2 separate regions of the Homo sapiens genome follow, and region 2 is linked to region 1. Evidence: chromatin loops called from intact Hi-C (ENCODE). Cell type or tissue: PC-9. All regions are shown on one strand. Each heading gives the region's core, and the rest is flanking DNA. Links, peaks and the distances in the headings are about the cores only. Region 1 overlaps DUBR (DPPA2 upstream binding RNA). Region 2 overlaps LINC00882 (long intergenic non-protein coding RNA 882).

What was found. Peaks named below come from ENCODE experiments on the same cell type or tissue, not always from the same donor. Only the 100,000 strongest peaks of a DNase experiment are listed, where the experiment ranks them.
Region 2: it touches region 1 in a loop (8-fold over the local background); 5 of 110 quality-filtered maps call a loop at or near these places.

Annotation. Positions count from the first base shown.
Region 1 is chr3:107,262,960-107,278,908 of GRCh38, forward strand. All of the region lies in intron 1 of DUBR (DPPA2 upstream binding RNA), which reads left to right. Among named protein-coding and RNA genes, the nearest start is that of DUBR, 30 kb to the left of the region's middle. In PC-9, for the core only: CTCF peaks have their summits at 9,031 and 9,233; a DNase peak (open chromatin) is centred at 9,032.
Region 2 is chr3:107,198,688-107,214,636 of GRCh38, forward strand. All of the region lies in intron 1 of LINC00882 (long intergenic non-protein coding RNA 882), which reads right to left. Among named protein-coding and RNA genes, the nearest start is that of LINC00882, 34 kb to the right of the region's middle. In PC-9, for the core only: CTCF peaks have their summits at 7,621 (motif pointing right) and 7,822; DNase peaks (open chromatin) are centred at 7,634 and 9,614; H3K27ac peaks cover 2,426 bases.

The sequences.
Region 1 (15,949 bases), core at 4,604-12,603:
ATCTGTCCTTTGCTTTGGAGGGAGACATTATCTTTACCTTCCAAAACTGTTTGCCATGCAAACACACTTAAGAAGACATTTCAGAATAAAAGCTGTCCATGTATCTGCTCTGAAGATGTACAGAAATGCAAAAGATCTGTGGAAAATTGTTTCCCAACAATATTTTTATAAAATTACAGTACAGTTATAGCACATTCATCTCTACTAATCTGTATGCTGGCTTAGAAGAGGAAAATCCTACACTCTTCTAAATTTTCACCGAGTTTCCTTTCTTAATAATCCAATACAAAATGTTTGCTCATTATTTTTAATAGGAAGTTTGTGAAAGGCACCTAAGTATACTGAAAGAGGTCCTCTATCTCTCAAGAATAAGTTGCTATTTTGTCTCAGTAGCAAAGATTTAACAAAGAAAAAGATATTTTCTACTGTCACAATCATCCAAGGACATACTAACTAAATCCTTCCCTTGGCATCTAGCAAAAGAGGTCAGGGTCTGTGAATAAGGCAAGGGAATTTAGGAGTGGGAGGAGTAAATCAGAAAACAAAACCAAAACCAAAAAAAAAAAAAAAAAAGAAAAAGAAAACCCCGTGTTCCTTTTGGTAAATGAAGCATATCCTAGGAGATCAAACTAATCTGGACTTTATGGAAATGTGTGCAGTCAATTTCCTTGGAATTCATCAGCCCGTAGGTTCTAGTCACTCATATTGACTGTAATAATGCAAATTTCAGTGTTCTTTTCCCCGACCCAGAAGAATTTCAGTGTTCTTTTTCCCCACCCAGGAGAATTTCTAGGAATTCCAGGGGAGGTTTCACAAGCACTCATCTAGTCTGTTCTTACCGTTCGTCATCTTTTACCACTGGGTAAACACTGCATATCATGACGTCTCTGGGATGCTGGGGGCCTCCCACCACAGCTGAGGCCTGAGTCCCACAAAATACAAAGCCTCACCACATCGTGTTACTGCATTAACTTTCTATTGCCGTATAGAAAACTACCACAAACATGGTGACTTAAAATAACACAAATTATCTCACACTTCTGGAGCTCAGAATTCCGGCATAGCTCAACTGAGTTCTCTGCTTAGGGTCTCTCAAGGCTGAAATGAGATGTTCACTTGGCTGAGCTTTTGAATATGGAGGCCCTAGGAAGGAAATCTGCTTCCAAACTCATTCAAGTTGTTGGCCAAATATGGACTGAGGTCCATGTTTCTCTGCTGGCTATAGCCAGGAGCCACTCTCAGCTCTTTAAGACCACCTGCATTCTGTGGCACAACCCGCCCCTCCCTAATCTTCAAGCCAGCAACCGTGCGTCAACTCCCTGTCATGTTTTAAATCTCTGACTTCCTCTTCTGATCCTACAGAAAACACTCTGCCTTAAAAGGGGTCATCTGATTAGATCAGGCCCACCTTGATTATCCCCATACTTTAAGGTCAATTAATTCACTTGAGACTTTAATTACATCTGCAAAATCCCTTCAAAGAAGTACTTGGATTTGTATTCGAATGAATAAGCAGAGGTCAGAAATCTTGGGTATGGATGCATCTTTAATTACATCTGCAAAATTCCTTCAAAGAAGTACTTGGATTTGTATTCGAATGAATAAGCAGAGGTCAGAAATCTTGGGTATGGATGCATCTTTAGAATCCTGCCTCCCAGTTACTGTGTGAAGATCCTCTTTCATCTCTGCTTCCCACTATTTTGGAGAGGTGCAGTAAAAAGCAATGTTTGTGCATTTATATGTAAGAATTTTTCGAAGATCAGATCTTTGGGGATTTATGTATAGACCCATTGCTCTCCATAGTATTTCAACCAAAACATAATAGGGTCTTTGCTACAAGTCAAATGAAAATACAAATGTTGATGCTATATACAGAATCGCACAATCACGCAGACAACTAACGCTTTATCACAGAGTCAGACTCATCCTCTCTTAGGACAAATATTTTCTCGGAAATCTCAGTCCTTCAGGAAAACTCTTTTGAGGAGATGGCCTTACCAGTACACCAGGCACGCCCAGACCTGTCTGAATTCCAGTTAAGTCTACAGCCTGTTCTCTTACTCTATTTACATACTATTGATAAGGAATCTCCAAGCTTCCTGTCTCAGAGAATATCAAGCGCTCTGAGCTGCTGCTTTCCGAGGAACACAGAGAGCATGTTTCTTGCTCAGCGGCTAAATGTCTGACTTGTCATTTGAGACAAATGGGGATTTATGCTTCTCTCGTTTCTGTGCTTCCTCAAAGGACAAGCATCAGAGTTTTTGTGCTTGGAAAGAGTAAGGGCAAAGTACCAATTAACCAAAACACATTGCCAGAAAGGACAGGTAGAGAACGATTCAGTGTCATTTCTGCAAGAAGATCTGCAGGTCCAGAGCCAAGTAAAAAAATTAGGCCTTGTTTTCTAAATATAGCATGGAGAATAGCAGAATCAAAACAAGAATGGCATTTGCATTATGGGAAGGAATGATTTAGACCTTTCCTTTTACTTTTTTCATCCAGTTTGCTTTAAACACACAGCTCAGTTGTGAACTGACTGAACTGTGAAGAAGGCAGACAGAAATGTAAGTGGGAAAAAAGGCCACCAACCAATCTTTAATATTTTTCAACTTTGATTGGTAACTGATGTTGGATAAAATCACCCTTGCCAGAAAGTAACTTCAAAAAGCAGGACACAGCACTAGTACTCAGGCTACATAATATGTGTCATATTTTTTTTTCAAAGTCTAAGATCCACATAATGCTGTTCATTGTTTGGCAAAAACAAACAAGTTAGATTTTGTGTCTTGACTTCTGAAAACATGTGGAAAATAGCCAAATAGATTGGTCAGTATATTGTATGTTTTTAAGGAGTTCTACTAAACCACTCATTCAATAGACAGTTGATAAAATCAGCCAACAAAGGCAATGAAGAATTTAATTTCAGAATTTTATTTTCCTTTTATGAGTCTCAAGATAATTTACGTAGAAGAGAATGATGGGCATGAGGAGAGATACCTTCCAGGTTTATATTCTACTCCCCCTCAAAACTAAGGAATCTGAGCCACAACCAGGTTATATGTTTATGCTTAACCAAGGAAAAATGATAGAATCTCCTATAACAGATATAATAATCCTATAATAATTGTCCATTCCTAACTCTGTGGTTTCAAATCAGAACAAAAATGAAAAATAAAGTAAGTGGATACATGGGGAAAAGGAGAGGCTATTTTCTGTCTGTGAAGAATTAAGGTAATGAATTTTCACAAGAAGAAATTTGACATCGAATCTAAATTATTGGAAGACAAGTATATATAAATCATTTCCATATTTATGCTTAGCCAGCCATGGCTTCCAAAAAATAGGTGCAAGTATTAAAATTCAGGTAAAATGAGAAGTAATAACCCAAATCACTTAAATCTTAGCTTCTGTTAACCATAGATAAAGACGTAAATAGTACTTAATAGCTGAAAACTACCAAAAGAGCTTTGAGATGTAATGGTTAAGTGTTGGGACTGGAAGTCACATAGACTCATGTTTGGTGCCTAATTCTGCCCTTTTTGTGACTGGGTAGCTATAGGTATTTTTCTTAACTTCTCTGAGCCTCAGTTTCCTTGCCTATAAGGTATAAAGAACACCTTTCTTGTTTTTCTACTGCATATGTCTTCCATGGCCTCCTTTCTTCATTCCTCCTATTGTGAGATAATGTGGCAGAGACTGACTACATAGTCCCCAAACCTGTTTCTTATTTCTGGGCCAGCAGCTGAATGATGGTGTCCAATAGCCATGCATCCAGGTGGCCCATATGACAGGCCTCTCCAACAGAACAGAAGCAGAAGTTATGTGTCTCATCCAGTATGAGGCAGTTTCTTTTCCCCTCACAGGGTAATCTTGGAGGCCACATTTTGAAGATGGCAGAAATACTACATAGAAAGTCTAGATCCTTGGGTCACCATTTGGAAGAGAGCTGCCTGACCAGGAACATATGTAATTGACTCTGCCTACGTGGAAAATAAATTTATACTATAATAAGCCATTGAGATTTTGGGGTTGTTTGTTACAGCAGTATTATTAACCCTGCCACTGAAATTGGTACTTCAAAATGGAGCATTGCTATAATAAAAACATGAAATATGTGTCACTAGCTTGGCACGTGGGCAATGAAGAGCAAGAACACAGTGATAACAGGCAGAATGCCTACAGAGTCATACCATACAGTGACATAATATCTATTAAAATTGTCATCTGCCATAAAATGGAAGGCGTACTACATACCTACTTAGCAAGTAGGTTTACGGGGAGAGGTTGGAAAACGGAGAATGAATAGCATGCGTTGGTTGTTACTGACTGCTGGCAGCAAAGTATTACAAGAAAAAAGCTCAGGAAAGGACTGGCCAGTTTGGGGAAAGACTTTAAAGGGAATGAGGAGTACAGAAAGTCAAGGGCTGGCTGGGTGGAAAAGTCAACTATTTCTGAACTTGAAATCATAGAAGATGATATTTAAAAACAGACACGAAGCCTAGAGGGAAGCCTAGTACCCTCTTGGATAGAATGACTCAGCCTTTCAGCAAAAAGATATTAAGACTGGTGTTCCCACTCTAGCCTGGCAGCTTCAAGGTTGCCATCATTAAGTTGAGTATGTGAGACAGTGAGCTGAAGAAGCAAAGTAAAGCACCCTGGAGAACTATATCTAGGAAGGTACTTTGGGTTTGATAAACACATGAAAATGAGTAAGTAGAAAGCTACTACATTTTTTTGAGAAATACATTGTCCAGTACCAGAAGTCTGAAATTAAAATGTCGGACTTTCAAGACTTACAAAAAGCTTGAGCCTTTAACTTCCATGAACAAATAAAGTTAGGAAAGTTGTATAACTCCCAAAGAGGGCTTACACTTAATACCCAGTTCAGAGAAGGCCATGGAAAATAATAAACTTGGAAGAAACTGCTAGAGGGCAAAGCCAGGGGTCACAGAAAGCAACAGACTAAAAAAAAAAAAAAAAAATTCTCAAGGACAGTAGAAATTGGCACTAATCAAAGGACTTCTCCTACTCCAGACTGACAAATCCTCACAATATTGGCTAAGTGGAATTTCAGAATTGCCATAGCCTAATGATTTTCCTGTGTCTTTCATTCTACCAATTTTTTAATGAGAATATTTACAGGTTGTCTTGTGCCTGTTTTACTAACTGTGCATTGGGGATGGAGGGTAGCAAACTGATCACTGTCTTTTCAGATCATGGGCTACACAACCATAAGGAGCCACATCTAGGACTAAAGGAGAGAATTTCACATCACTTGAACATCTTGGACCTAGAACTAGAAGCAGGGACTGACTCGATGAGATCTTGTGTTTTCCACTTAAGAAAGGGGCTCATTTATTCTATGTGTGGGAGGAAGCATGAAATTGGTATTTGATGACCAAAAGGGCAAACTATGGCAGAAGCTTATAGCTTATATGATACTTATCAAATGTTTTGTTGTTGTTGTTGTTGTTGTTGTTGTTGTTTTCTCCTGGGGATACTGGTAAGCTACATTTCCAGCCCTCTTGTGTGTAAGATGGGAACATATGTCAAGTTCGCACCAATGTAATGTGAGCAAAAGTGATGTGTGCCTTCCTGCCTGAGGCAGTTGAGAGCAGACGTGTCTTCTTCACACTATCCATCACTCTGAGGCGACAGTAAAGGCCCTTGTTGAGGATATCAGAGCTTTCTATGAAGGAGAGAAGGCCTGAGTCTCTGACACAGCAGCACTTGGAGGAGAGCCATTCAGGAAGACTGCCCAACATCTGCATTAGACTCATGTGAATGAAATAACTTGTATTATGTTAAGCCACAGAAATTAGCAAATTGTCCGTTACTCTGTTAGTAGCCTCTCTAAAGAATAGCTGTGTCTCAAATAATTTGGCCCTCCTTTCCCATTAGAGTTGATGGCCTCAGTATGGTTACCTGACCAAATTATCTTACCTAGGAATTTGAAGGTGGAACATGTACTAAGTCAGTTTGCTAGGAAAAGCCAAACTTTAAATCGATGTGGCACCCGGGGGCCCAAATGGTAAATTAGTGCCATAAGCAAGATTAAGTTGTAGAGAAACAGAAAATCCATGGGGAAGAAAAAAAGAGACAAAAACAGAAACCAAAAACAAGGTAAGTTTTCAGGGATAAGCAGGAGACAGATTAAATTAGCAGAGGAGAGCTATGAATATGCCACGCCCTGTGGCAGCCATGGATATGCGCTCCTTGAATCTCCCGTTAAACAAGAATTCGCCAACCATTAGCACCTCCAAGATATGCCTCAGCCTTTAGCTGAGGTTGTGTTCTTCCTGAGAAGCTTCAGCCAATTACTGGGCACACTGTGGGTGTGAGGGCCTGGCCTTTAATGCCTCATGTGAGACTCCTCAAATGGTAATCTTTGCTCACAATCTTTGCCCATTGTTGGATTGGTTGAGACTTTGTCAAGTCTGCATCACGGTTTGAGGTTCCCCCTGCCCTATCTGAGTTCTTCATTCTTTCCTTTCATGTCAGAGCAACAGCGTGATATGAAGGTTTTTCCTCCCCACTCTTGCTTCCTCTCCGTTTTATCTTTCATAGGCATTTCTCCTCCAATAAACCTCTTGCACTTTCAAGTCCATTTCAGTGTTGGCTCTTCCATGCCAGAATCTAAAGTCATTTTAAGATTTTTAGAGGTTCTAGGTATGAAAAAGATTGTGGTGTCCCTAACTGTAATTGTAAATATAAATAATATTTAATCATAAAATATATATGAAGCATTTCAACAAAATCCTTATTTTTTTCATAATGACTCCCCCAATGATTCTTTTGTTTGTTTGTTTGTTTGTTTGTTTTGAGACAGGGTCTCGCTCTGTCACCCAGGCTGGAGTGCAGTGGCATGACAATCATAGCTCACTGCAGCCTCAACCTCCTCAGTTCAAGCAATCCTTGCGCCTCAGCGCCCCCAAGTAGCTGGGACTATAGGCGCAGGACACCACACCTGGCTAATTTTTTTTGTAATGTTTTGTAGAGATGGGGGTCTCCGTATGTTGCCCAGGATGATCTCAAACTCCTAGGCTCAAGTGATCCTTCTGCCTCAGCCTCCCAAAGTGCTGGGATTACAGGCATGAGCCACCACACCCAGCCCCAATGTGTTTTTGCTTATTATTTTGAATTTGAAATTTCAAATCCCCCCCAAAAAAACTACCTCTATTTTGCTTGATCTTTAAATACATACTTATTATACCTTTGGGGTAATACAGAACTGCTTAAGCCTCACTTTGGGCTCAATCTTCACCCCAGTGAAGTTAAAATCTGAAATGGATTTGGGCTGGGATAAGGGATTGAGCTTGTATTAGTTATATATTGCTGTGCAATAAATAAATAAACCACAAACTTGGCAGCTGAGGACAAAACATATGTATTATCTCACAGTTTGTATGGATTAGGAATCTGTGTATGTCTAAGGAATCTGTGCACGTCTAGTTGGGGCCTGTCTTAAGGTCTCTCCTTGGCTGTGTTCACAAAGCTGGGGTCTCATCTGAAGGCTGGATGGGGAAGGATCCACTTCCAAGCTCACTTAGTTGTTAGCAGCCAACAGGCTTTTGAACTGAAGGTCTCAGTTCCTCACTGGCTATTGACCAGAGGCTACCATCAATTCCTTGCTAAAGGGACCTCTTCAACCTGGCACCTTGCTTCATTAAAGCATTATGTGGAGAAATCAACAGGGAGAGTCAACTAGCAAGATGGAAATCACAGTCTTTTGTAACTTGGATCAGGGAAATGATATGCCCTCAATGTTGCCAGGGAAGAGATCACACGAGGCAATAAATATCAGGAGGTGAGTCTCATTGGGGCCATCTTAGAGGCTGCAAAAATTTTTAAAAATTTATTATATTGATTAGTTGAACATTTAAAATGCTAAAAGTTGAACAATTATTCTTGGTACACATTAATGCATTTTAATCAGTTTCTTTGCTTTTAACATCATGTCTGGTATTTTTCTGAAGAATGTGTTTTTTAATATAATATTTAAATCTTTTTTAAATAAGATTACCTCCAGTGTTCTTAAAGTTACATTTTGTGATTAATAAAATTGAAATCATTATATTCTTCATTGGAAAAAATGAAAAAGGAACAAATCTTAAACCAAATGAGACAGTGGCATAAATCAGGACCTCTCTGGGCAGAGTAGAACAATATGTACTTCTTAACTACAGAAGCAGAGAGAAAGGGAGAGATAGAGATAGATAGATAGATATAGATAGATAGATAGATAGATAGATAGATAGATAGATAGATGATATTGATTTCCCATGCAGATGTCAACCGTCCTCATAACTGGAGGATATCATATTTCTAATGGTGAAACACTAGCAGCAAAAAGTAAGGGATACCAATTGTGAGAAACAAATCACAACTGCACATCAAATGTTTGCTGACATTGGATCTGTGCTGTCTTCCAGTTGTGCCATCCTATTTTACTCCTTAAGAAATGAGGAAATTCCTATTTGGGGGCATCAACTCTCCCTCGAGAAAAACAAAGCTGCTAAGTAAGATTCCACCTAGAAAAGGGGAAAAGCATATATCAGAGAAACACATTTATACCCCCACACAAAATAATAGCATGAGCTGTGTTTTAGAGGAGATAGGGTGCCAAACCAAATTCACTCCTCTTAAATCAAAGCTTCCCCAAGTGCAAGTACATGGCCACATTGGGGAACCAGATCCAAGTTAGAGAAAAAGGAAATTTAGTGACAATGACTGTTTCTTTTACCCTTCAGGGAAAAAAATCCAAGTAGAAAGCATCTCTTTTCCAGTTCAGGTTGAAGAGTCCTTTCCTCCTGTCACATGTTTAGTTGTCCCCTGAGGTTAGCGGTGCAAGCTCACACTCTCCAGAAGAGCCACACCAACCCAGCCTAAAATGGTTACTTAGCTTCATTAAATCAGGTCACAGTGAAAAGGATAAGCTTTAATTATCCACTGAAGTGATCTTTGAATCCAGTATCTCTGTTTTCTCAACATGATCTCGTAGCAGGAATTATTTCTCTCAAGAACCACAAGAGGGAGTATTCTTACTTCTTTGTCACTGTCCATCTCTGACACTGGATAGACAGTACCCTTCTGCGTTTTTTTAATGATAAGACATATTATTAAACAAGCTTCATTTTTATTCATCTAAAATATGAGTGATTATCTGTGTGTCTTTCCTATGTATTATATCCAGGACATTTTCTTAACCAGCCATGATAAAAGAGAAAGCAGACAGTATTTCATACTGGTTCTTTCTCTCACATTTATTATCTGGGGATTGTGAAGGAGGATTTCTTTGTCAAGTTGTGTTCAGCAAGTGCAAAATAGCAATGGATGATTCTCCCTAACTAGGAGGAAAGGAATCATTTATCTGGAAATAATTATACCACTGCTTTGAGCTAACCATCTGCCTAGTCCTTAAAAGGCTAAAAGCAAACCACAAACATGATTCTGTCCATTTTCATCATATGCCTATGAGGTAAAGAGGTGATAACTAATACTTTCTTCAATGACCAAAGTGCAGTACAAATCAGGAAAGTATCGATCTTATGTAAGATACCACATTGACTGTGTCAACTAAAGTAATATAATCTGCTAAAGTAAGCAACCCCAAATACCCACGAATTCACACACACACACATACACACACACACACACCATACACAAGGCTTATTTCTCACTCTGGTCACTGTCTGATGGGAGTTGGGTAACTAGTCTGGGCTGCTTTCTTCCAAGTGATGATTCAGTGATTCAGGTTCCTTCTATTGTGTCACTCCATCATCTTCACACTGAATTTTCTCTTGGCTGTCAAGTAAAGAGTGGCATAATTTCAGGGGCTAGGCTTGGAAGTAGTATACTTTGCTTCTGTCCCCTAGCCTGGCTAGAACCCAGTCACATGATCAACTTAGATGAAGAATGAGGCTTCCAGTATGCCAGGAAAGAGAATGCACAATTACTGAGCTTCTAGACCAGGAGTTTGTCTTGTTTTTGGTTTAGTTTTTGTTTTGAGACAAGGTCTCACTCTGTCACCTGGCTGGAGGTGCAGTGGCACCATTTTGGCTCACTGCAGCCTCCACCTCCTGGGCTCAAGTGATCCTCCCATCGCAGCCTTGTGAGTAGCTAGGACCACAGACAACAGGTGGCGTGCCATTACCACTAGTTAATTTTTGTTTTTTTTGTAGAGATGGAGTTTCACCATGTTGCCCAGACTGGTCTTGAACTCCTGGACTCAAGCGATCCACCTGTCTTGGCCTCCCAAAGTGGTGGGACTATAGACGTGAGCCACCACAGCTAATCTAGGCCTAGAGTTTTTGACATGGTTTTCATGGGATACCAAAAGTTCTGTTAGCTTAGATGGAAAGAAATTCCATTCTAACCTCAAACTGAAATTTAGCATTTCCTTCCATTATAAATGTAGGTATGATAGACACTGGTAGTGCCCAAAGCCATTTCTACTCAGTCCATCTGATTTCAGTGCAGCTGACATAAACAATTCCATGCATACTATCAGCGACTCTCTGCAGGTATGACATCTCTGTGGTTTTTGTTTTGTTTTGTTTGCTTTAAAGATTTATCTGAAGTCTTGGAAGGTCACTCAGTAGATGCAAGGTGCAGCTCAGAAGTGCGGAGGGTTAATAACCATGGGGACAACACTCAAACCATGCTAAACAGTAGTGTTTATGTAAACAGACCAGTCTCGAGTTCTTTAGCAAGATTATTCTGAGGCACATTCTATAAACTTCGAAGTTTGCAAGTAGCATTGAGTTCCAGTTATTCTCAGCAGCAACCAACACAGTAAGATTTATTGGCTTTTCTCTCTTTCTTGTCTTATTCTCCTCACTGTCTCACTTCTGTTTCCTGGGACTATCTCCCAAATAAACTACCTGCACCAAGTCATTATCTCAGCCTCTGATTTCATGACAATCCAATTTAAGCATTGGTGTGGGAAGAGGCTCTAGAAAAATGCCCCTCATTATAGACTTTGAAACTGAATTACTAAACAGTCAGATAGCAACTGTCACATGTGGCAAGTGTTGGGAAAGGAGCTAACTCCTAGATTGTTGTGGCCTCACAATGACTAAGAGGCTTATCTATGGCATATTGGGATGTGGTACAGGTGAAAGGCGTATGCTGCATCTATATCACTTGAATGGTATGGGGTAAATGTAATGAAAAGAACGGGATATGTAGGTATGACTGAGAGCCTAGAATGCCCAGCTTATCCTAAACTCTAGGTCATCAAAAGTAGTCTCTGCCCCTTGCTAGAAAAGCAGCCTTCTATTGCCAGGAGACCATGCAGTGATCTTAAAGTAGATGCTTGTAAGATAATGCTTAAGGCCTGCCCTCACTTCCCTTCATTGACTCCCCTTCCCTTCACTGACTCCCGGCCAGTAGCTAAAGACCTCAGCATAGTCCAAGCAAGGAAGAATACTTCTTGCTACAAGAGTAAATAGCTTACCAAAAGATTTGCAAATCCTGGCTCATGTGTACTGACAAAAGCTGGGAGTGGATCTTGAGAATAATAGACCTGAGGATATGGGGCATAATATAAGCCTCACAATGGGGCAGATGATTAACATGGTTGCACTCTCTCAAAAGTTAATGTACTAGCAAGGACACCTGGAGCCAGTTCTAAGATGACGCTGCAATGATTCTTTTGAGCTTGGACACGACACTGTCTTACAATAAATGAGTTAGAGATGACAGATTGTGTTCAGGGAGTTGATAAAGGGAACAAAATGATCATCAAATGGGCATCTTTAAATCGATTAATTATGTGAGCAATGAGAACCTACTGCCTGATTATGTTCCGTGGAAAGGGAAGACACATCCTTCTTTAGGGTGCAAGGAATGCACCAGTGAGGGGGACACCAGCATCACTGAGACACTCTTGGGTGACTCTACTTTGTAGCCCAGGATTGACTGGGGTAGATGCTATCTTGGGACTAGAATCCTTAGTGTCAGTGGGGATGGTAGAATTGCATAATAGTGGAGAACAACTAGTAGCATTTAACTATCAGAGGCAACATTGATATCATTACCATAACAGAAAGCAAGAGCATAGTTGCCACTTGTTTGCCTTGATTTGTAGAGATCTGTGGTCATGGTCATTAGACCATCGTGTCCTCAGAGCAAAGTATAAAAACAGTGAAAAGAACACCATATGCTTTAGCAGTCTGCCAAAAGGCTCAATGCATTAAAAAAAACAAAACAAAACAAAACAAAAAAAAAAACAGCTTTGATCAATCCTATCTCTGATAGTCTACCTACCTGCTTACCAAATATTCATTTTGCCCTTTCTGCTGTACATAGTATGCAGTCACAGTTCAAAAGAGGCAATTCAAAACAGTATCCACTCAATACATCAAGTTCATTCCAAATCTTTTAAAAATTACAAAACAATAAAATAAGTAGATATGTATTTTGTTCCTACAGTAAGTGATAAAACTCCTTCCATAGCAAGAGAAAACAGAGCTTAACAAAACACTCAGCTTCTATTTCACAAAAGTCTAGATACCTTTTGCTATGTAACAAACCTCTTCAAAACTTAGTGACATAAAATAATAGCAATATTTATATTTCCCAGAAATCTGAAATTTGACAAGGCTTGGCAGAGATAATGTGCCAAGCATCTTCTGGATTAGCTATGGATGTCAGCTAAAACACCTATACGTGCTGTCTATATGTGCACTCACAACATGGTGGCTAATTTCCAATGATGAGTTTCTCAAGAAGGAAAGCCACAAGGAAGCTGCTGACTTTTTTAGCCTGACTGTGGTGGTAGTGACACAGCATTACTTTTCAATGCATTCTATTAGTCAGATGCAAATGACAAATATAACACTGAACAATATTAAAGAGGAGGGTAGTTAAAGCAAACCTTTTGATGAAAAAAGTGTTAGGCCGGGCATGGTGGCTTATGCCTGTCATCCCAGCACTTTGGGAGACCAAGGCAGGCGGATAGCTTGAGTCTAGGAGTTTGAGACCAGCCTGGGCAATGTGGTGAAACCCCATCTCTACAAAAAATAATACAAAAAAATCAGCTGGGTGTGGTGGTACATGCCTGTGGTCCCAGCTACTTGGGAGGCTGAGATAGGAGGATCACCTGAGCTCAGGAGGTGTGGGTGGCAGTGAGCCAAGATCACGCCACTGCACTCCAGCCTAGGCGACAGAGTGAGACTCTATCTCAAAAAAAAAAAAAAAAAAAGTGATAAAAAGTTTGTGGACATGTTCACAAACCACAACATGCACACATAGTTTTCCCTTATTGATCTAACTGGCTGGCTACATGTATTAAAAAAAAATACTTGTTTGAAAATGTAAAACCTGAGGCTAATATAAGACTGGGCAGGATACTTACTGGATAGGCTCAATAATAGAATGGAAGTGACAGGAAAGAGGACTTGGGGACGGTACCTTTTGGTCTAGTATTTGTGGAATTGGCATCCCATAAGGAAAGAAAAAGAGGATGGTGCAGAAAAATATCTGAAGAAATAATGGCTGAAAATGTCCTAATGTTGATGAAAGTCACAGATTTACAGATTAAAGAAGTTTAGTCAACCCCAAACAGAATAAACGCAAAGAATTCCATGCCAAGATACATTATAATCAAACATCTGTAAACTAAAAATAAAGAAAAAAGATTTTTTTAAGCAGTGAGAAAGAAAGACATTAACTAGAAAATGGGAACAATAATTCAAATGACAGTGGATTTCTAAACTGAAATCATAGAGGCCACGAAGAAGTGACTCAACATTTTCAAGTGCAAAAGTTTCCTTCAGGAATAAAGAAAAAATAAATGCTTTCTCACATGACAGAAAACCAAGAGGATTTGTTGCTAGAAAACTTACTCCAAAAGAATTGTTAAGGGAAGTTTTTCAGATCAAAGTAAAATGAAAAGTAAAAGGAAGACTTTGAATATCAGGAATAAAGAGAAAGCAACAGAAATGGTAGATACTTGGGTAAATATAACTTCTCGAGCTCTTAAAAATACATTTGATAGATAAAAACAAAATTGTCATATTATCTGATGATTTATTTAATGTACATCAGTGAAATATGTGGGGAAAGTACAACATAAATTGAGGAATATTAAAGGACCTATATGGTGCTAAGCTTTCTTCATTCTAACTGAAGTGGTAAAATATAGATTCTAAAGAGATCATGAAAATTAAATATGCATACCTCTTGATTGACCACTACCTAAACTGTTAAAAAAAAAAAAAAGAGAAAGTCAAGCACACAATAGATAAATTAAATGGAATACTACAAAAGTTTATATAATCCAGAGGAAGGACATAAAGGAGAAACAGAATAGCAGAATATGGAAAAGGAAAAATAGAAAAAATAAAATAAAATTGTAGACCTAAATCCAAATATACCAATATTACATTAAAGGTACATAGTCTAAACACATAGAGATTGTCAGGAAAGATTTACAGAGAAAAACTGTAGGCAGGTTAAAGGTAAAAGGATGGACAAAGTATATCATGTAAACACTAATCAAAGGAAAGCTAAAGTGATAAGAAGGGATATTACATTAATATAGATAAATTTACCAAGAAGCCAAAACACTTCAAAATGAATATGGACATAACAACAGAGCATCAAAATATGTGAAGCAAAAACTGACAGAAAAGAAAGAGAAACAAACTCATAATTATATTTGACAACCTCAGTTTCTCTCAGTATTTAACAGAACAAGCAGACAAAAATCAGAAAGGATGCAGAACTGAGTAACAGTATCCACTAAGTGGATTAAATTCATATTTATGAAAAACTTCATCAAATAAAGCAAAGTACAATTTTTCAAGTGCACATGGAATAATCACCAATATAGACTATATCCTGAGTTACAAAACAAAACTTAAATTTTAAAAAATTGATACCATACAAAATATATTCTCTAAGCATAATAGAATTTAACTAGATATCAGTAACATAAAGATAACCGAAAAATTTCTAAACACTTGGAAATTAACATGCAATAAACAACCCATAGGTCAAAGAGAAAATTCATGGAAAGTTAAAAAATATATTATACCCGGCCAGGCGCAGTGGCCCATGCCAGTAATCCCAGCACTTTGGAAGGCTGAGGCGGATGGATCACTTGAGGTCAGGAGTTTGAGACTAGCCTGGCCATCATAGCGAAACCCCGTCTCTACTAAAAATACAAAAAAATTAGCCGGACTTGGTGGCACGTGCCTGTAATCCCAGCTACTTGGGAGGCTGAGACTGGAGAATTGCTTGAACCTGGGAGGCAGAGGTTGCAGTGAGCCGAGATCACACCATTGCACTCCAGCCTGGGCAACAGAGCGAAACTCCATCTCAAATAAATAAATAAATAGAGGGGAAAAATTAGTTTTTATTAACCTTTGAAAAGGTTAATAAAATTAATAAAGCTCTAGCAAAACTGAAAAAGAAGAACAGAGAGAAGACATAAACTACCAACAACAGGAGTGAAATAGGGGATATCATTACAGACTCTACAAAAATTAAAAGGAAAATAAGGGAATGCTATGGACAATTAATTATATATAAATTCAATAATTTATATGAAATGGACCAATATCTCAAAATCCATAAACCAACAACACACATCCAAGATGAAATCAATATTCCTGAGCAACCTTATAACTATTAAAGAAACTGAATTTTTTAATGAAAAAAATCTTTTAAACAAGAAATCTCTTGGCTTAGATTATTTCACTTGCATATTTAAAGATGAAATAGCATCAATTCTGTAGTCTCTTCCAGAATATAAAAGCTTAGGGAACACTTCCCAAATCTGTTTATGAGGCCAGAATTTCTCTGATATCAATACCAGACAAAAAGGTCAACAAAGTAAAATAAATCTACAGAGCAGAATCATTCACTCCTGAACACTGACATGAAAGTTCTCTACAAAATATCAGCAAATAGTATACAGCAATATATAAAAGAAATAATGACC
Region 2 (15,949 bases), core at 3,905-11,904, 65 kb before region 1:
CTCTGAAGCACCAAATTGAGACTAGTATGTATGACTGTGTGGCAGCTGCAAGCCCCACACAATGAGAATGTTGGCAAGTCATGCAGAAAATAGAGCCAGGAATAATACTGAGCAGCAACAGCAGAGCCTCTAAACCTGACCATTCCTCCACATGTTTTAAACATATGTTTAGCCTAGCAGGGGTCACAGGGACAGCTGAAAAGCCCCTTCCGAAGCTGTCAGAGACAACATTTGTAAAAGCTTCCTGATGCCTTAAAGTGCCAATAAGGATGGTTTCCTCTCATGTGAGCATGAAATGTGCCTGAGAGAATGCAGCATATAGCCCCAGAGGGTGCAAGAGACGTAACCAAGAGACCAGGATATTTCCCTGGGGCCAGGCCACCAGTCCAACTCCCACAGCAGCTGGAAATTATCGTCTTACAGCCACAGAAGCTGAGAACTAGGCTGTCCCATTTCCCCGCAAGTCCCCTAGGGAAACGCCGAACTGTAGCTGGAACATCTCAGCTTCCAAGCTCTAAACAAAACACCAGGCCATTTGTCTTACATGGCATATCTCAATAAACATGATTTGGAATGCATAATTTGGTATTTCTAAACTATATAATCAAATAAATTCCCGTTACTGGCAAAAGAGCAGGAGCACCACAGGAGTAACTGCATAGCGAGTTTACCGTAAGTGTGTCTCTGCAAGCTTACTGAATGATCACTTTCTTCATTTGGCCCTTTCTTTTGCTAAAATATTTTGCAAAATAATACACCATTGTTCTGGCCCTATTAATATAATAATTGTACAATCTTACCTTAAAAAGAAACTTGGCCAAAAACAAATGAAATCACTTAAAAAATAAAGCAATCCTTTTTTGAGACGAGTGCTTGCCCTGTCACACAGGCTGGAGTGCGATGGCGTGATCTCGGTTCACTGCAACCTCCACCTCCCGGGTTCAAGTGATTCTCCTGTCTCAGCCTCCTGAGTAGCTGGGATTACAGGTGCCTACCACCACACCCAGCTAATTTTTGTATTTTTAGTAGAGACGGGGTTTTACCATGTTGGTCAGGCTGATCCTGAACTCCTGACCTCAGGTGATCCACCTGCCTCGGCCTCCCAAAGTGCTGGGATTACAGGCGTGAGCCACCATGCCCAGTCCATTCCTTTTAAATAATTTCAAATGAAATGGATATGTCATAAAAATTCACAGCTACAAGTGATGCCAAGTCAGTACTCATATCTCTGAATGAAAGATGCAGTGTCACATTTCAACAAACTAGCACAGAATAATATTGCAAAGACAGATTTAGAAATCCAAAAATCTGTCATGCTGACTTCATAATGAAAAGTTCCTTCTTAGAGTACTTTATAAGTAACTATAAATTCAGCTATTATAGAAATCACTGGAAACCCAAGCCTCTTGCCTCTTGCCAGTCACAATATCATTGCTCCATTTAATGTCGCATGGGTGACACCCAAAATTTAGTCTCTCAAGCCAAAGGGAGGGCAGTTATTTTTAGAATCTAGTAAAGTGATTTTGAAAAGCTAGGAGAAACTTCCCTGGGGCGACACAGACGTGAGATTAAAGTCAAACCCACACAAGGAAGTTAACAAGATCTCACAAGTCAGAGCATAAAAAGTTTCCTACAGATGGATATGTTACTTTGCAGGACTGTAGTAATCATTTCACTATGTACAATATTTGCTATATATATCAAAACATCATGTTGTATACCTTAAATATATGTATACAAAAAACAAAAAGTTGGCCACGCATGGTGGCTCATGCCTCTTATCCAGGCACTTTGGGAGGCCAAGGCAGGTGGATCACTTGAGGTCAGGAGTTCGAGACCAGACTGGCCAACACGGTGAAACCCCGTCTCAACTAAAAATACAAAAATTAGCTGGGTGTGGTGGTGGGTGCCTGTCATCCCAGCTACTTGGGAGGCTGAGGCACTAGAATCACTTGAACCCGGGAGGCGGAGGTTGCATGAGCTGAGATCGCACCACTGCACTCCAGCCTGGGTGACAAGAGAGAGACTCCGTCTCAAAAACAAACAAACAAACAAACAAACAAAAAAACAGTTTCTGAGTGCAGTACTATGGTTCTATCAATAGCACCTCAATAATAAAAGGTGAGCGTAATGACTGGTCCTGAAATAAGCCTGAAAAAGTGAGAACGTATACCCAAAGAGCAAGGATACCCAAATGTACATTTATTTCACTGGAACTTTTTTTAAAGAGTGGAGGTTTCCAGTATGAATCACCTCTTGGGTTACTAAATTGCATAAATTTATCAAACACATTTTCAATTATTGTGCTATATTTACCTCTTTCAAATTTAAAAAAGTGTTCCTATTCCTATTCTAAAATATAATAAATATATATATTATCCTTTCCAGCGCTTTTATTGATTGATTGATTTTTTCCATTTTAACATTCTTCTGTGAGTCTTTCAAAACTGAAAAAAAAAAAAAAAAAGGCATATCCTAGTGCTTAAAGCTATACTATCTGGGTTCCAGTCCCAACTCTGGCACTACCGATTAGATAGAGTCCTTGAGCAGGTAACTTTACCTCTCTGTACTTCAAACCCCTCACATTTAAAATAGGGTCACAATAACAAGCAGCTTTTAGTATTGTTGTGAGGAATTTAAACAGGTTGAAACATGCAGAACTTCAGGAACAGCACCCAGTACATCATTACATTCATTATGCTATGATCATTATGAATGTTGATCTTTTACATCTGGTCTTAAAATGGGCAGTATTTTCTGGAGAATGTCTTCTACTTATTCATTTTACCTATTATCACCATGTATAGCCTGGCTAGATCTCAAAAAAAAAAGTAGTTTCAACAAATCATTTGGAGGCCAAACGTAAAAAGAGCTAACTAAATTAGGAGAACCCGCTCCAACCAGGAAAAAGACAAGCAAAGGGAAGGATGAACATGTGCTATGATGGCTGGCTGCTTAAAGAGAAGAGCCACACGAGTCTGAATAGAAATATTAGCAGACAAGAAAGCTCTATTTTCTGATATTATTCCAAATAAACAATGGAAGTTTTTTTTTCCTTTGAAGAATCCAAGAATGGCTTAGAAAATTGTCACATTTCATCTTATTACAGTATTTGTTACTAAGCAAAATATTTTCTAGTGATGAATAACACTAGAAGTTACCAGAGAAGCTCTCTCCTCAGAACTACAAAATTTTTCTTTCTTACCATTCACAAATGTTTCAATAATTTTTTTTTTAACTCTTGGATTTACTCTCCTGTAGAGAACAGCACAACGTTTTCTCCATGTCTCATCAGGATGGTGGAAACAGCAGCCACTGGAAATTCTGCCCACAAATATTCATAAACATATCATCCTGATATAGATAGACCCTTCACAGTTGTCAAAGCACCTTCACTTACATTATCTCATGTAATCTTCACAATGATGAAACAGGAGCAGGGAGGTATATTTTTCCAACAAAAGAGAAACTGAAGCCCAGATAGATGGTTTCTCTGGTTTCTGATGCAATTGCTTCTTCTACCAATGTGTTCCCAAGACAGACCATGGACCTTACTTCCAGGCTGCACCCACGATCACTACACAAACTGCAGTGTTGTTACTAACCTCCACCTGTGATCTATCTCCCTATTTCATCTCAGTGACAAAACTTCCTGGCCTCTGTAGCTCGTTAAATCTTAACCCAATGCCAGAGTTCCCAAAGTAAAATTGTCAGGGGGGATTTAACCTAAGTCTTTCTACCAACTTATTGTTAGTTACATACATCTGCGCCAACAGATGATCATATTAGAAACCAAAATAACAATAACAAACAACAATAATAATAGCAACTCTCAGGTAGCACTATGATAGACTTTTTATTTACTTTATATTTTATCCTCAAAACAACCCTAAAAGGTAAATTATTAGTATTCTTATTTTATACATGAAGAAACTGGGTCTCAGGGAAGTTGAGAACTTTAGTGGGGCCACAGAGCTGGTGGTGATTATGTCAGATTTGAAAGCCAACTTCAGCTGTATTCAACGTGCACCCACTTTTCATAATGGTGCATTGTTTTAAATCTCTGAATTCCCAATATCCGGCATGATGTCTACCACATTGTTAGTGCTCATTGACAGTGTTAGTAATTAAAGACAGAACCAATGTATTAGTCTGTTCTCACACTGCTGATAAAGACATACCCAAGACTGGCTAATTTATAAAGGGAAGAGGTTTAATGGACTCACAGTTCCACATGGCAGGGGAGGCCTCCCAATCATGGTGGAAGACAAATGAAGAGCAAAGGGACAGCTACCTGGTGGCAAGCAAGAGAGAGCTCATGTAGGGAAACTCCCCTTTATGAAACCATCAGATCTCATGAGACTTATTCACTATCATGAGAACAGCATGGGAAAAACCTAACCACATGATTCAGTTGCTTCCCACCAGGTCCCTCCCATGACACATGGGAATTATGGGAGCTGCAGTTCAAGATGAGATTTGGGTGGGAACACAGCCAAACCATATCAACCAAAACAAGATGTACATTCTCCTGACTGCACTGGACATCTCAATTTTCCTATATGATGCTCACTCCCAGTTTTCTATCCTGTGGGAGCTGCTATCTTGCATTCCTCTTAATTCAGTGGCCTGGAGGAGTTCATGTTGCATATTCTACACTGCTGCTGCCAAAAAATTGCCCTTCACCAGCCCTGAGCATCCTCTGCTGAGGCACACTTGCTCCCTTATGCACTTTCCTACATCTTTATCTCCATCATCTGGTGAGCTCCAGGACACATCCTAAATTCCTTAATAGCTCTAGCCACCTAAGACAAAAATCAACAGCTCCTCATCTGCCACCACATTTTTCTTGACCTTCTCAATGTCAAACAACTACAACTATGATCCACTTCAGCCACTTTGCAGCCTATCATCTCTTGGAAATGCCCCAGCTTGAAAGTTTTCATATTTGTATCTCCCTTCTCTGGCTTCCACCACTCATCTCTCCTTTATTGAACCTGATCATTTTTCTTCCACTTTTTTCAACAATCTGCAGCCTAATAAACAAATCTCCTGCCTCCCTCACACCTTTGCTGTTTCCTTCACCACAACTCTATTCCCTCTACTACAAATATGCTCAATCTTCCATCACCTACAAAATCTTTCCCACAAACCTACTCAAAATCAATTGTTCTTCTATATCTGCCCTTAATATTTGTCCATTTACTTGAAATTTATAATTTGAGTAAGTCCATATGTAGAAATTTAGCCTTTTAGAAATTTACTCCAAAACTATACAAAAAGGCATAAAAAAATTATGGCATGACTTCTGCATATTTCTGCGAAAATGCCTCAAATATCGGGAAAAAAATAATGACATAACGATATCTTTTCACATTAGCAACTTGTTATCCAAATACAAGCAGATCAGGATAACTGGCCAGCCACATGCAGAAGATTGAAACTGGACCACTTCCTTACACCATATACAAAAATCAGCTCAAGATGGATTAAACACTAAATGTAAAACCTAAAACTATAAAAGCCCTGGAAGATAACCTAGGAAATGCCATTCTGTACATAGGCCCTGGCAAAGATTTCATGACAAGCATGCCAAAAGCAACTACAACAAAAACAAAAATTGACAAATGGGACCTAATTAAACTAAAGAAACTCTGCACAGCAAATGAAACTATCAACAGAGTAAACAGACAAGGTACAGAATGAGAGAAAATATTTGCAAATTATATATCCAACAAAGGTCTAATATCCAGAACCTATAAGGAATTTAAACAAACTAACAAGAAAAGACAAACAACCCATTAAAAAGTGGTCAAAAGACATGAACAGACACTTCTCAAGAAGACATATACACAGCCAGTGAGCATATGAAAAAACGTACAACATCACTAATCATTATGGAGATGCAAATCAAAACCACAGTGAGATACCATCTAGGTGATAATAATTATTATTAACAAGAATAAGAATTATTAATAAGAATAGTCAGAATGGCTATTATTAAAAAGTCAAAAAATAACAAATGCTGGCAAGGTTGTGGATAAAAGGGAACACTTATACACTGCTGGTGGGAATGTAAATTAGTTTAACTATTGTGGAAAGCGGTGTAGTGATGTCTCAAATAACTTAAAACAGAATTAACACTCAACCCAGCAATCCCAATTGGGTATATACTCAAAGGAATATAAATCATTCTACCATCAAGACACATGAACACATATGTTCACTGCAGCACTATTCACAATAGCAAAGACATAGAATCAACCTAAATACCCAGCAACAGTCAGTAGAACAGATAAAGAAAATGTGGTATATATACACCATGGAATACTATGCAGCCATAAAAAAAATGAGATCATGTCCTTTGCAGCAAGATAAATGGAGCTGGAGGCCATTATCCTAAGCAAACTAATACAGAAACAGAAAACCAAATACTGCATATTCTTACTTACAATTGGGAGCTAAACATTGAGAACACATGGACACAAAGAAGGGAACAGCAGACGCCAGGCCTACTTGAGGGTAGGAGAAGGGAGAGAATAAAAAAACTACCTATTGGATGCTATGCTTATTACCTGTGTGATGAAATAATCTGTACACCAAACTCCAGTGATATGCAATTTTTCTGTATAACAAACCTACACATGTACCCCAAACCTAAAATAAAATTTAAAAATTAAAAATAACTAAATAAAATAATATTGGTTTGAAAGACAAAAAAAATTTTAATTAGAAAAATACAAGCAATCACCTTTAAATTCAGATTGGTAACTCTTTCTAGATTCACTTGATTCTGTTTTCTTAAGTCTCATAGAGAAGAGCTGCTTTCAGTGTTTTCCAAGGACCAATCCTTCTTTTGTGCTTACTCAGCATGAAACAGTCTCTTTGAACTTACAGTACATGAAAGTCAGACGTGCTGCTCTTTTGTAGTAACAGTTCCCCAAACTACGTTTTTATCATTTCTGATGAAAGTATATGTTCTTTCTCAGATACAACTCAGCTTAAAAATAAAAATATATACATTTACGCCTTAAAAATGGGATACTGTTACTTTATACTATAAGCCTATTCATATTTAGGCAAGAAAATCTTTGATGGAAAAGAAAAAGTAATCAAAATTCTTAAGTTTTGGAGTAAAATATGAAGTTCTGTCTTATGACTTTAGATAATTAAATAAAAAAATTTTGATGTGAGATACAAAATTTAAAGATTCTCATATGAATATTCTATATTCATGTGGATTTATTTATATTTAGATGTATTTATTTATATTTATTTTTATTTTATTAATATTTATTATATTATTAATAAATATTTATTTATATAAAATATATAACATAATAAATATTTATTTATATTTATTATATTATGAGGCAAACATAACTAGAATGCTGCAAAAAAGGAATGCTTTTTTAGTCGTTACTATGCAATGCCTATTACTTTAGAACAATATTAAATTCAAAATAAGATTTCATTTATATCAGTAAATATAAAATTATTCCTTGATTCCTATCAAATAAATACCATACACTCTAAGTGAACATCTATTGAGAATATAGCAAACTAGTGGTCTCTGTTCTCTAAGATTGGATCCATCTTCCTCTTCTCTGTGATTTACCTCCAGGGGGCAGTACAGTTCTGATGATGGGCTCTGGAATTTGACCGCCCTAGCTAGAATATCTGCCCTGTCAGTTTCAGTTATATAAACAAGGACAACTTATTTAACCTGAGCCTTAGCTCCTCATGCATAAAATGAAAAAGCATAGAACCTACTTCATAGGATTGTTATAAGGATGAAATAAGAAAATGTCCAGTATATAACAAGTACTCTTTCAACATTTGTTGCTATGATTTATTAGCATTATATTAGGTTTCCCTGCGACATCATCATTAAACATAATTTATTAAACCCATATATTTTAAGCACCTAATGCATGTAAGGCACTGTAGGTTATGATGCTAAAAACACAACACAATCCCTCTTCTCCATAAATTCTGTCAGGTGGGGAAAAACACACATATAAATTATAAATAGAACAATACAGTAAGACCAATATATGAAGTACTGCAAAAGTACAAGAAGGGTAGATGTCATTACCTCCAACAGGCTAAAAAAAATAAGGGGGTTCTTATCATTGCTGGAGGATGAGTACATGGATCAAATCGAGTTGGAAATGAAAATGCCACCTCCCAGTCTCCTTCCCCTCAACCCTCCACCCAGCCTTGGGCACCACTCTTAGCTGTTTGGAAAAAGGCATGTGACCTAGGCTCAATCAATTAGATGCTCTTGAGTAGACCTTTGATTCTTGAGAGAGAGAGATGCCAAGTTGCTGGAAGAGTCAGAGATATTCTTGGCCCCCCATAGCAGAGGCCAGAGGCTAGTGGCCAGCAGTACACTGGTGTGTTGCCAGAAGCAGCACTTGAAATGGCAGCAGGAATAGTGACTGATCCTCAACAGCCTGCTTCAATGGTGTGAGCTCAGCTGGATCCTCAGCTGTTTACTGTCCCTTGATTTCCAATCTCTTTCTAAATCTGATCTCTAGTCCTCTCACCAATTTGTAAGAAACTCAATATCCTTCCAACAAATAATTTTTCTGCCTATGTTGGACAGAGGTTTTCTGTTAGTTGCAACTAAGAACCCAGACTTGTACCTTGAGTCATGAAGTAAAACTTGCCAGTCTCATTGGGACACCGTCTCCAGCTTTCCAAATGACCTCTAATTACCACTTTCTTCTATGTTAATTAAGATACTATTAGGTTGCCTATTTCAGTGTAAATGGACTTCTTGATTGTGACATTTTATCTCAGCAAAATGTGTATCACAGAAAGTATTGTCTAAATTTTCATTAGCAAAAGAATCTATTGTTTCTACTTGACACAAAAATAATTTTCTATTATTCATCCCTTCCACATAAGACCCCCTTACTCTTCTTTTTATGATAAGCAATAAAGAAGAAAGAAAATAATGTACAGGGAAGAACAATGCAAGGAAACGGAGAAACAAGGAATCATTTATTGGTTTCCTGCAGAAATCAACAAGCCACTCTTATCTTTGTATTCCTCTTAAGTTGATCAAATTGGCATTTTTGTAAAAAGTCAAATATCAGCAACTAGTTGCTTAAAGTAGAAGTTTCAGACACAGGCACATCCCAGCCTGTGGACCTCTGCTTGAGGATGAACAGGTGAAAAGGATTGAGTTGAAAATGCCCATTCCTCTAAGAGGCTCTCAAGGACCACCAGGTAGGGAAACAATTCTTGGAGAATCTCTTATGTGAACACAGTAGAGAGAAAGATCCTGTACCCTGAACTAGTACTGAAAAAAGAAAGATTAGCTGTCCTTCATTATTTGCGCTGTAGGGTATACAGGCAACAAAACCCAGTGAGAACATTTAATAAAACATTGTCACTTTCATATCCCCAAATTTCTTCCTTGCCCTTTATCACTTCCCAGCTGTCTCCAGATTTTATTTTGTATCCACTTGAGCTATGAGGTCAGAGTTAAGCCTTCAGGAATGTGTCTCTCTATAGGCAGAAACCTGACTCTTCCTGAAAAAACCCTTAGTAGACCTTGGGAAAACTGCAGTTGCTATCACATGTACAGAGAGAGCTTTTGCAGTCACTGGACTTTAAATGTTCTTTTTGTTGGACTGCCAAAAGGTTACTGCTCCCTTGAGAACTGAGCCAGTTCCTCTAAACCCCTCCCACTGACTCATATGTTTGTCTGGCTGCAGCTGCTAAAAAAGATGGGAATTTAAAAGCTGCTACACAAGTGCAAAAGCAATCACCAAAACAGTGGCAATATCCTCAGGTCTTAGACCGAAAATATCCATACTGAGAAAGGCATAGGGTTAGGAGAAGAACACTAGATACAAAATACTGGAATACAGAATGGATAAAGATGAAAAGAAACAAGAAGGAAATCACGGGGTTCTCAGGGCTGGAAATTATTTTCTTCTGTGACCTTGCTAAAGGCCATCTCATGGATTTATTTTTTCGGCCCTGTGGTTACGTTTTCTTTGACCTAGATTTCCATGGAGGTTGGTATTGATAAGTTGTCCACCACTGCAATGTTATAATCATATTTTTCAACAATGCTGAGAGAATTTAAAAAGTATATTATCATCATTATTATTTCCTCATTACTTCCATCCTAACAATATCCCAGTGGGTATTTCCTAGGCAAAGTAAACATTTCTTAGCTCTCAAGTTCTTGTATACAAATCTCATGTTTCATTCGGCAGTGCCCTGAAAACATTGATAAGCCAGCACTGTTGTCATCCAGGACTCTAACACCATTTCTGCAGCCTCTCTTCACCCCTCCTCCTTCTATACTGAGAAGTGTTCTCAAGTTTTCCCATCTTTGTCATCAATCAGGAAAGTGATCTAATAAGCACTGATCCAAGGTGTGATGGAGAAAGGGTACTTCCATTCTCTGCAATTATTCATCTTCAAAAAGAGACAAAGGGAAATGATGATGGTCACCACACAGGAATTGCTAATAATAGGACTTTTATTCAAAAGTTTGAGAGAGAATTAGATAAGGGAAGCCTTCCTAGAGAGCCCTCAAATAACACTGTTGAGACACATAGAAGGTACGGCTCTCTAAAATACTGAAATGTTTTCCATGGATGCCCGTTACACTACAAATCCTGAACAACTCATTTAATCCAAAAACAGCTGAAACACTATTTGCTGCACCCATTTAACCCATGTGAAAGCCCGTGCCCATAGATCAGAAATGTCATCTTTAGTGTTAGAGAATGCTCTGTCTTACCAGAATCTGTCTCTTCCATAGCCTTTCTTCATCTGTTACAAAAGCAGGGTGTTCTTTCTTAAGGTTTATTCATCCTAAGAGAGCACTTGAGAATTCCACTAACTGTATCTCACTTTCTTGTTGTGGCTGTAACCCTGTCACCACCAAACCCATTATTTTGCATGAATGTCTCTGACAATACGTACATAATCCACAGACAACTCCATCTGATGTTGTCTTTAGATCTTGCTTAGAGGGGTCTTGTCAAAATCTCCATGGATTCATTTTCTGCCAGTTTCTCTGTGTATTTCCACAAAGATCTGAAACTATTTATAAACTGCTTCACTTCCTGGAAATTTTTTGTTACTCCAAGGAAACTTCTAAGGTTTTAGAGCATCGCTTTGGAACTGGCTGCTTTGGCACTGACCCTACTTTTTTGATTCTGGGGGAAAATGTTCCAAAAACTCATGCTTAAATAATCTCAGCTAAATTACTTATGTTATTTCATAAAATCATTCCTCTGCAGCAAAACTGTAAACACTAAGAGGATAGGAAATATGCCTGCCGTTTGTTTGTCTGTTCACTCATTTAATTATCATCATCGTCATCATCCATCCCGATGCCTACCACATCTCCCCTGCATACAGTGGGGACACAACAACATTCAGGTAATGGATACTGAACTGGGTCATTCAATATTCACGGCTGTGTCTTTGTAGGCCAAACATTTTTGTCTATACAGACAAATGAAAATGGAGATGTTAAAATAGTTTGGTCTACGAAATACAAACTAACATTTGTCTCCTAGCTAAGAAATGTATCAATGTAGAGCTGGGGGGGGGGGATTATATTATTCACTTTCTAGAACACTGGCTAATGACACTCCAACTTGTCAGCAAATAGTTATACATCTCAAGGAGCTAGGTCTCCTTGCCCTTTAAAATCTCCAGTGAAGATGTAGAACAAAACTTTATGTTTCACATTCTTTATTTAGACGCATTATAGCATCAGATGTTTTTTTCTGCCCTCTTTTTTACTTTAGCCATTACTTCTCACAGTAGTGTTTGTAATAAATGCACACAAGAATTAACTTATTGTTAAGCTTTTTAACTTAAGCTGTTATTACTCATTAGCCATCATTCTTGGTGTACATTTAAGAATTCTGACTTTAAATGTTACTATTTAAAATGTAAAATTACCCTTGTTAGAGTAACCTATGGATCAGCATTCAGTAAGGTACCACCTGCAAATATCCAGTCCTTTTTTTGTGTTTTAAAATACAAATAAATCATTAGACTTAATGGCTATTGGACAAGTCAAATCCATTTTTACCTCATTATAATAGTCAAATTTTCAACCCTATTTTAAATGGGGTTTACAGGACTCTATGGCCTAGATTGGATCTTAATTTTCAGTAGTAACATTTAGGACATGGCTTGGCTCTTTTGTGCAATATTAATGAGGAATATATATTTGTATATGTATATACTTGTGTATTTGCGGATATATGTATTCATAGTCAAGATTTTGTTGATACACTCCTATAAAGATCATCTCTCTCACTTGAATCCCAAACACATCCAGATCCCTTTAAGTATAACAGAAAGCAAACTGTTTACAGAAATAAAAAAAAAATCTGCATTGAGCACTTCTACATGCCCATGTACTCAGATTCTCCTAACAACCCTACCAGGTAGCCATTATTATTCATATTTTATAAAAGAAGAAACTGTATCACAGAGGAGTTATTTTCTCCAGCTCTCATGGTCAGTAAGTAAAAGAACAAAAATTGCCTGACTGCAAAGCCAGTACTCTTTCCACTACACCAGACTTTTAGAGGACACAACTGAGAATCACAACAAAGATAACTGCTTGCATAAAACTTTGTGACCCTGCAAAGTGCTTGCAAATATTTATTTGTGAGATATTTTCTTGGAAGAATAAAACTTATTTTCCCAAAAATACAATACTAATGTTTTTGTCATAAGCTAGAACACAAAGCTTGTTTTGCCCAAAATGTGTTTAAATAAATCACACTTTAGGATTAAAAACATAATAATAGTACTGCTAATGTACTTATATTTCAATCTAAGTTGTCTTACCCTGTGGCCATATCATAAACTTCAAGTACTCTTTCTCAAAATACAATCATGGAATATGAGAACTAGAAATAACCATATAAATAGGATGGCCAACCCTCTTAGTTTTCCCAGGACTTTGGGGTCTCCAGGACAAGGGACTTTCAGTTTTAAAACAGAGACTAAAAAGATTCCTAGGACATTTCACTGCTGAAACTGGGAAAGTACCAAGCAAGCCGGGACAAGTTGATCATCCAGCAAACCATCTGGTCTAACCTCCTCATTTCACAGGTGAGGAAGCCAAGATTCATAGAAAACACATGTGTTCATAGAAAAAACACATGCCACTTCTACACTTCTTCTCTTTTAGTCTTTATACAGATTCATTCAGCCTTCAGATATCCAGTAATTTCCCAGACTTAGTCACTAGTTTAATTGCTCATAATTTTCCACTCTCCATTAAGATTTGTGTGTCAGGGACCAAATCTGTGTTCCCTTTGTATTTTCAGCACCTAGTCCAGTGCCTGACTCAGGGTATGCAACTTGTTGTATGTTTGTTGACTGCCATTGAAGGACTAGATTGTATGCTTGGGAGACTGAGGTCTTTATTCAAGTTGTATTGGATTACAGGGACAATTGTGTGTCAAAGATGGAAAGCTGAAAGCTGCAGTAGGCAACATCTTTACCAATTAAATTTTCCTTTATTTCCTGCATTTTATAGGCAGGTATTACTTTATAATAAAAATAAAAGGCATTTTTAAAAGAAAAACCATCAGTGCCTTGTGTTCCCCTGATTAACCAGAGGAATGCTGATTCAGGAGGTGAAGATCATGCCACAGGATAAATTACTGTCTTAAGTGTCCTGCTTGCCAAGGTTTCCGCCGACAGCGCAACACCCATGCATCATATTCTCCTCCTTCATTGTCCCTCACCTGTTGTCCTCACAAATTACTTGTGAAGAAAAAAAAGAGAGCGCAAGCAATCCAGTGAATAGATCCCAATCTTTGATTTATTACTATATCATTGAATGGCCCCAGTTCCTGTTCATATTGAAACCTGAACTGACAGTGCAATGTGCTTAAAAATGGATGTAGCATTTGAGATACGAGATTTCAAAGCAGGGAGTTTTTATCCAGCTGTGCTGCATCTCCACACTTGCCAAAATGCTTATGTTTCCACTTGGTGCTGCCGAGTTACACTTTTCCCTCTTAAAAAGATGAGAACCATGTGCCAGAACTCATTAAGAAATAACCCAGTAATCAGGCTGGTTCCCAAGTAGCTTTTTGACACCAAGTAACTTTCTTTGATCAGTAGAAATGGTACATTATACTCACTATAAACCTTCAAGTGGGAGACACTGCCAAGAAATTCCGAGAGATGAAAACACCAGAATTTTGAAGTTGACCCACAACTGTTTCTTTATGTCACAGTACACTGTAATTCAAAGAGTTTCATTCATTTTGAAAGTGTTTCTACCCTCACTTAAAAACATCCTTTTTCATTTTCCCCTCTTGTTGAAACTCACAGAGTATCATTGTCCTATAACTTGAAATTGTGCCCTAGAATTATTTTATTACAGTGCAAAAGTAGATGTCCAGAGATCCAAAAGCTACAGTTTGTTACTTGATGGTGCACAAAACCACATAAATGTTGCTATGTGTTCAGCTTCTTCACTCTCAGCCCTCGCTTGCTCATTTCCAAAGTTTAAAATAAGCAGTGAATGCAGATTGGCAGAGAAAAAAATCCCATCACCAAAGGACAGTATAGAGACTGAATGTTTGATATCTAGGAAAGGTAACTCTACTCTTTCTTTAAGAAAGGCTATGAGAGGTTTGTGTGTATTTTCTTTATGTAGACCGGGGATATTTTTAGCATCAGTTTGTAAGGTCACTTTCTTCTGCTCTAATGGCTACTTTCCTTAGAATTGCCAAGCACAACAAACTCCAAAACCATAGTTCCCCTTACGACAGCTCTGATTAGCTCGATGCCAAATACAATCAGAACAGCATTCAACCATTTGGGCAGAAACACACAAACAAACTCTAGTACAGGCATACCTCACTTCATTGCCCTTCCTTTTACTGCTCTTCACAGATAATAACATTTTTTGTTTTTTTACAATTGGAGTTTTGCAGCAAACCTGCGTCGAGCAAGTCTATCAGCACAAACTTTCCAACTGCACGTGCTCACTTCGTGTCTCTGTGTCACACTTCAGTAATTCTCAAAATATTTCAAATATTTTCATTACAATTATATATGTTGTGGTGACCTGTGATCAGCGATCTTTGATGTTACTACTGTAATTGCTTTGGGGCACCACAAGTTGCACCCACATGACAGCAAGCTTTTTTTTTTTTTTTTTTTTTTTGGCGATAGAGTATCACTGTGTGGCCCAGGCTGGAGGGCAGTGGCGCAATCTTGGCTCACTGCAACTTTTGCCTCCTGGGTTCAAGCAATTCTCCTGCCTCAGCCTCCCAAGTAGCTGAGATTACAGGTACCCACTACCAGGCCAGCTAATTTTTGTATTTTTAGTAAAGACAGGGTTTCACCATGTTGGCCAGGCTGGTCTCGAACTCCTGACCTCAAGTGATCCACCTGACTCAGCCTCCCAAAGTACTGGGATTACAGGCGTGAGCCACCACGCCCAGCCATGACAGCAAACTTAATCAATGTTGTATGTGTTCTGACTGCTCTACCAACTGGCCATTCCTACATCTCTCTCCCTCTCGTATAGCCTCCCTTTTCCCTGAGACACAATCTTGACATTAGCCAAGTAATAACCCTGTAAGTGTCCAAGTGAAAGGAAAAGTTGCACATCTCTCATTTTATATCAAAAGCTAGAAGCGATTAAGCATAATGAGGAAGACATATTGAAAGCCAAGACAGGCCAAAAAGCTAGGTATTTTGTACCAGTTAACCAAGTAGTGAATGCAAAGAAAAATTTCTCAGAGCAAATTAAAAGTGCTGCTCCAGTGAACACACAAATGATAAGAAAGCAAAACAGCAATGTTGCTGATATGAAGAAAATTTTAATGGTCTGGATAGAAGATCAAACCAGCAACAATATTGCCTTAAGCCAAAGCCTAATCCAGGATAAGGCCCTAACTCTCTTCAATTC